Regions from separate parts of the Homo sapiens genome. Here region 1 is linked to region 2. A link is a contact called in ENCODE Hi-C or POLR2A ChIA-PET data. All regions are on one chromosome and are shown on one strand. Each heading gives the region's core, a stretch centred on a gene start or an enhancer-like site at or near the end of the contact. The rest is flanking DNA. Distances are from core to core; before and after follow the strand shown. Region 1 overlaps GRB2 (growth factor receptor bound protein 2). Region 2 overlaps GRB2 (growth factor receptor bound protein 2).

Region 1 (3,257 bases), core at 321-2,820, 47 kb after region 2:
GCTTGCCTGAAACAAAACTGCTTCTCATATACTTGCTGTTTTAAGTGCTTCCATATTTCAGTTAGTTTAATCCTCACAATATCTAATGAGTCAAGGACCATTATTATCCCCATTTTTCCAGTGAGGAAATTGTGACACAAAGAAGTTTAAAAAAAGAACAAAACTTGCCCAACATCATGATCATGGCAAATGGCACAGCCAAAGTTTGAACCCAGATAAGCTGGCTCCAGCCTAGGTCCTCTGTATCTGGCCTCTCCCCTACTTCAATCCACACTACTCAAAGTCATCCTTCTAAAACACAGCTTTGGTATATAAAAAGAACATCTTAGAAATTTAATAATTAATGATTATCCTCATTTTGCATCAACTTACCCCTAGACATTCCTAACCTAGGAGTTCACAATGCGACATATCAAAAGTAACGTATTTAAATGATTTTAAGCTGGAACAGGAGTAGCAGCACAATGTTATAGGAAAATTGAAGGTTTCTTTACACCACAGTCCATGAGCCAAAGATATGAAAATTTAAGAAGGCAAAATATAAGAAGGCATAGTCAACCTTATATTGAGAAAAACTCCCATTTATTCCTTTGCTGCTCTGAGCTCAGCTGTTAGATCAGAATGTGAGACTGAGACAAGGACTCTGGATGGATGGGTATGAGTTGCACTGGTTAAAAACTGTTTCTGGGCCAGGCGCAGTAGCTTACACCTGTAATCCCAGCACTTTGGGAGGCCGAGGCGGGCTGATCACTTGAGGTCAGGGGTTCAAGACCAGTCTGGGCAACATGGTGAAACCGTCTCCACCAAAAAAAAAAAAAAAAAAATTAGCCGGGTGTGGGGGTGCATGCCTGTAGTCCCCAGCTACTCAGGAGGCCGAGACAGGATAATTGCTTGAACCAGAGAGGCAGAGGCTGCAGTGAGCCAAGATCGTGCCACTGCACTCCAGCCTGGGCAACAGAGACTCCGTCTCAAAAAAAAAAAACTGTTTTTGACTATGGCTGATGGTATTTAAGAACTTACTGACTCTGATGCAAATGTACCTACCACTACCAGAAAAACAACTCAAAGCATATATATGTTCCTTTGCTTGAAGGATGGCATTACTTACTCAAAACATGGACCATCACAGTACTAAGAGACAGGGACACTCAATGAATGAATGCTTAAAAGTGATGCTCAGACTGACTCTCGAGGTAATGGCTAAAGCCAGGGCCCATGAGAAATGTAAATTCATTATTTTGTGGATATCATATGGTTAGCTGTTAACAGAGGTCATTGATGCAACGTTCAAGCTCCAAGGCTGCCACTAATATTCATACACCCCAAAAGCTGGCTACTATGGGCAAATTTAAAAAGATATTGGTGCCTTGTTGACTGAAACCCACTATTCCAGGCCTGGAAGAACTGAAATGTCAGTTGATGAAAAAAATTTTCAGAAGTGTGTCAAATCTGTCCGCATGAATTTCAATACGAAGGCTTTCCAAACTCTGACTAAGAGAGAATTTGTACCACTTGTTCCTTCTGACTTCAATATCTTGTTCGGTTTGGATACCTTCCAGGCTGGTACAGCTATGTTTGGCACCACAAAGCATGCCAGCCAGCCCTAGCTGTGTTGCTAATAAGAGGTCAGAACGCGTCCCTGGAAATACAGAGACACAATTAAGACTTCAAACAGCTGTTTGTTAAGCCAAGTGTTCTGGCAAAGCTTGAAAAATAGAAAACCTTCCCCTCAATCCAGCTCACTTTTTTAGCAGCAAAGTAAACTCAAGAGAGCCATCTGATGCGAAGGGACTCTTCTTCCCAGGAGGACTTCAGTCCTCTGCAAAGCTGTTCTTTGGCACTTTCCCTAGGGCTATGGGTTGTGTAAACTATGTAAATTAGAACGAATCTTCACAGTTCCTTCAAACTCTCCCTGTGAGTTTTATTCTTGTTTTTTATACATCCAAAGAATAAAGAACAAATTCAGGTGGGAAAGCCAATGTGTTCGACACCTCCTTTCATAGTTGATCTTTCTTACCCATGTTTGGACAATCTACTAAAATATAATGCCACCACGATGTTGGATGGAACAAATGTCCAAAAACAAAAACTAGTGGAAACTTGGAATGTTTATTGGGCAGTGACTTTAAGAAATAAAAGTGAGGCCAAGTGTGGTGGCCCATGCCTGTAATCCCAGCACTTTGGGAGGCCAAGGTGGGAGGACTGCTTGAGTCCAGGAGTCCGAGACCAGTCTGGGCAACATGGCAAGACCTAATCAATACAAAAATAAAACATAAAAATAAAAAATAACACTGATTAAGTATTCTTTAGATCGTAAGCACAGTAAAGTGTAATTATACTTTACAAAGACTCAAGAAAAAAGTAGTTAAGAAATCTAACCAAGGTGCTGGCAAGGAAAATAAAGGAATAAAAAAAAAAAAATTCAAGGGTTTCTATTTCTGGTCTGTTGCCTAAATAAAGGCAAAAGAGCTGCCGCAACGTAAGAACCAAGCCTGAACTCAGGCAGGACAACATTGAGTGACACAAAGAGGATATCAACTATAGACTCAGTTCACACTGAGTAGGATGAACATGGTGTGAATTTCCTCCCTTCTTGCCTCCAACACATTAAACTATGTTGCTAGGCAACTGTGCAAGATGCTGATAGAGGAACCTACTGTGAAATGGAGTAACAAAAGCACACTGTGGCAAGAGGTACACAATGGTGCTCGGGGCAGCAAAGGGGAACCCGAGGGAAAAGAAGAACACCCAGAAAACCTTCTGGAGATTGGGTCTGTTCTAAGCAACGAGAGGTGGCCAAGGCACGTAAATGCTAAAGGTTACACCACACAAAAGGAACAACATGACTGAAGACCAGAAATACGAGATAGCCCAGTGGTCAGGGAAAACAAGCAACTAACTGAAAATTGACAAAATTTTGTTTAAATATAGAAAGTAAGATCACCCAACCCATTATTTCTGACATTACTGGCAAAAGCGTTGACCAATGGAACACTGTAGAGCTTTCTGGAGGAGGATAGTAAATTATGCAAAACTGTGGTGCAAGTTAACACACAGAATTAAAATGAGTATCTACAATAAGAGTAAGACTTTGCCGAAGATTATTTGCGTAAAACACAGTTCTGAAAAGAAAACACAATAATTATGGTTTTGCTGAATTCAAAGAAATGCTGCCTCTGCTCTCTGGATATGTCTCAGATGCTGCTGTCTGCACATTTAGCTCGAGACCACATTACACATCCAATGACACAAGGCAC
Region 2 (2,821 bases), core at 263-2,762:
TGGAGAAATCCCATCTCTACTAAAAATACAAAAGTAGCTGGGCATGATGGTGCATGCCTGTAATCCCAGCTACTCGGGAGGCTGAGGCAGGAGAATCACTTGAACCTGGGAGGCCGAGGTTGTGGTGAGCTGAGATCGCGCCATTGCACTCCAACCTGGGTAACAAGAGTGAAACTCTGTCTCAAAAAAAAAAAAAAAAAGAGTCCATGTGCCCTGAACCCTACCAAATAAAAACAGCCGTACTTAAGACAAAGGAGTGTGACTTAACATCCTTTGAATAAAAAAATAATTAAAATCTTATATGCAGGAAGAAGGTGAGGAGGGCTGGAAATACTTTCAACAATTCTCTCGTAACTGGGAATAGTTCAAAGTAATGTTTTCCATTCAGGAATTTTAGCTCCACTCATGGGGAAAAGGTCTCTGAACAAAAGGACGTACTGGGACAATAAAAGAGGCCCAGACTTCAAAACCCAAAAGCTTCTCCATCACTAGATCACACCCTTTTATACTGGCAAGCAAAACCGGCAACAGCGTGGCTGGCTGGTACTAGCTCACAGGGTCTGTCACAGGATATTTGGCTAAAACACCAGCCTAGCGAGGGCGCTTCTGCCTGTCCTGTTCACCTGGCCGGGCACTCTCGGCATTCTCGGCCGGATGCGGTGGCTCATGCCTGTAATCCCAGCACTTTGGGAGGCCGAGGTGGGCGGATCATAAGGTCAGGATATCGAGACCACCATGGCTAACACAGTGAAACCCCGTCTCTACTAAAAATACAAAAAATTAGCCAGGTGTGGTGGCAGATGCCTGTAGTCACAGCTACTCGGGAGGCTGAGGCAGGAGAATGGTGTGAACCCGGGAGGAGGAGCTTGCAGTGAGCCGAGATTGGGCCACTGTACTCCAGCCTGTGCGACAGAGTGACACTCCATCTCATTAAAAAAAAAAAAAAAAAAAAAGGCATTCTCTGAGAGTGCTTGTTCAATGAATGAATGAGTCCCTCCTCTCCTTCAGTCTTTCAGCTGATGGAAACCAAAGGCTTCAGAAAATCAATCCGGCAGGTGGCAGCACTGAGCCTCAAGGAAGCCACTCAGCACAAGATGCCTCGCATTTGGAAAAAATACTGCTTTACATGTTAAGACAAAATGTGGAAGGTGAGAAAGCTTCATTAGCAAGGGTATATTCCACGGCACTTCTGGCCCCACAGAGGCCCACTTCCACCCATGCAATGCAGGTGGTTTCTAAGAGCCCAGGGCCCCAATAATGAGCAGTGTTTCAAATCACAGGCTCAAAACATCCTAAAACTAAGAAACATCTGACAACTGTTGATTCTTGAACCTTTTTTGCAGAGGTGTGTGTGTTGTTAAAGAGAGTCATGACACCTGCTTTGCTTCTAAAACAATAAATGCATTAAATCCTTAAAAGATTCTACTTGAGAAAATGGAAGTTTGAGAGTTTCTGCTGAGCAAACAGGCAGCGTCCAGCCGAGCACGTGGCTGCCCCCGTGGTTTTGGCCACCACCCAGTGATTTACTGCTTGTTCCCCTCATCTTATAAGGTTTCAGTTACACTTGGGTCAGTATAAAACTAAAGAAAGACAGGTGTCACACATGTTTTTCTTTTCTTTTTTTTTTTTTTTTAAAGATGGATGGAGTCTTGCTCTTTCACCCAGGCTGGAATGCAATGGCTCAGTCTCGGCTCACTGCAACCTCTGCCTCCTAGGTTCAAGTGATTCTCCTGCTTCAGCCTCCGGAGTAGCTGGGAATACAGGCATGTGCCACCACGCCTGGCTAATTTTTGTATTTTTTTAGTAGGGACAGTGTTTCACCATATTGGTCAGGCTGGTCTCAAACTCCTGACCTCATGATCGGCCCGCCTCAGCCTCCTAAAGGGCTGGGATTACAGGCATGAGCCACCATGCCGGGCCACAACTATAAATTTAAAATCTACGTTTCAAAAAAAAAATCTACATTTTAATCACACATTAAGTGGTTCTAAAACCAAATAAGATATTCAGTTTGTTTGTTTGTTTTGGGAGACACAGTCTTACTCTGTCACTCAGGCTGGAGTGTAGTGGCACGATCTTGGCTCATCTGCCTCTCGGGTTCAAGTGATTCTTCTCTCTCAGCCTCCTGAGTAGCTGGGATTACAGGCACACGCCACCACGCCGAGGCCATTTTTGTATTTTTTTTTTTTTTTTTTTTTTTAGTAGAGACAGGGTTTTACCATGTTCGCCAGGCTGGTCTCGAACTTCTGACCTCAGGTGATCTGCCTGCCTCGGCCTCCCAAAGTGCTGGGATTACAGGTGTGAGCCACCGCACCCAGTTTTTTTTTTTTTTTTTTTTTTTTTTTTGGAGACAGAGTTTTGCTCTTCGCCCAGGCTAAAGTGCAATGGCGCCATCTCGCCTCACTACAACCTCCGCCTCCTGGATTCAAATGATTCTCTGGCCTCAGCCTCCCAAGTAGCTGGGACTACAGGTGTGTGCCACTATGCCTGGGTTATTTTCTATTTTTAGCAGAAACAGGGTTTCACCATGTTGGCCAGGCTGGTCAGTTCATTTTTGAAATGGAAAAGTCTCACGCTTTACATCAGTTATAAATGGGAAATGGTGGCTGGAAGCAGTGGCTCCAGCCTGTAATCCCAGCACTTTGGGAGGTCGAGGTGGGTGGATCACCTGAGGTCAGGAGTTCAAGACCAGCCTGGCCAATATGGCAAAACCCCATCTCTACTAAAAATACAAAAATAAGCCGGGCGTGGTGTCAGGCACCTGTAATCCCAGGTACTCGGAGGGTGGGGCAGGGAGAACTGCTTGAACCTGGGAGGTGGA

The links. Hi-C counts contacts between places; a loop is a spot of excess contacts on that map. ChIA-PET counts read pairs that join two places held with the same protein, here RNA polymerase II (POLR2A). Pooled maps may share reads with other maps.
Region 1: a loop to region 2 is called in a map of K562, with 7 times the contacts of the local background. The contact joins two enhancer-like sites. A Hi-C loop is called at or near these places in 10 of 168 maps with a recorded cell type or tissue (CD4-positive, alpha-beta T cell, IMR-90, K562 and 6 more), 7 of 37 single-sample maps with no recorded cell type and 18 of 50 pooled maps. POLR2A ChIA-PET finds 5 or more read pairs at or near these places in 33 of 52 experiments (A549, AG04449, AG04450 and 25 more).

The regions. Positions count from the first base shown.
Region 1 is chr17:75,368,886-75,372,142 of GRCh38, forward strand. The region is part of intron 2 of GRB2 (growth factor receptor bound protein 2); the gene reads right to left. Among named protein-coding and RNA genes, the nearest start is that of GRB2, 35 kb to the right of the region's middle. Within about 2 kb of position 1,571, at least 11 of the 41 ENCODE cell types and tissues checked have a DNase peak (open chromatin) inside an H3K27ac peak, as active enhancers do; they include OCI-LY7, where a contact is called at or near this core.
Region 2 is chr17:75,322,190-75,325,010 of GRCh38, forward strand. The region is part of intron 4 of GRB2 (growth factor receptor bound protein 2); the gene reads right to left. Among named protein-coding and RNA genes, the nearest start is that of SLC25A19, 34 kb to the left of the region's middle. RefSeq lists an enhancer at 1,069-1,258. Within about 2 kb of position 1,513, at least 8 of the 41 ENCODE cell types and tissues checked have a DNase peak (open chromatin) inside an H3K27ac peak, as active enhancers do; they include OCI-LY7, where a contact is called at or near this core.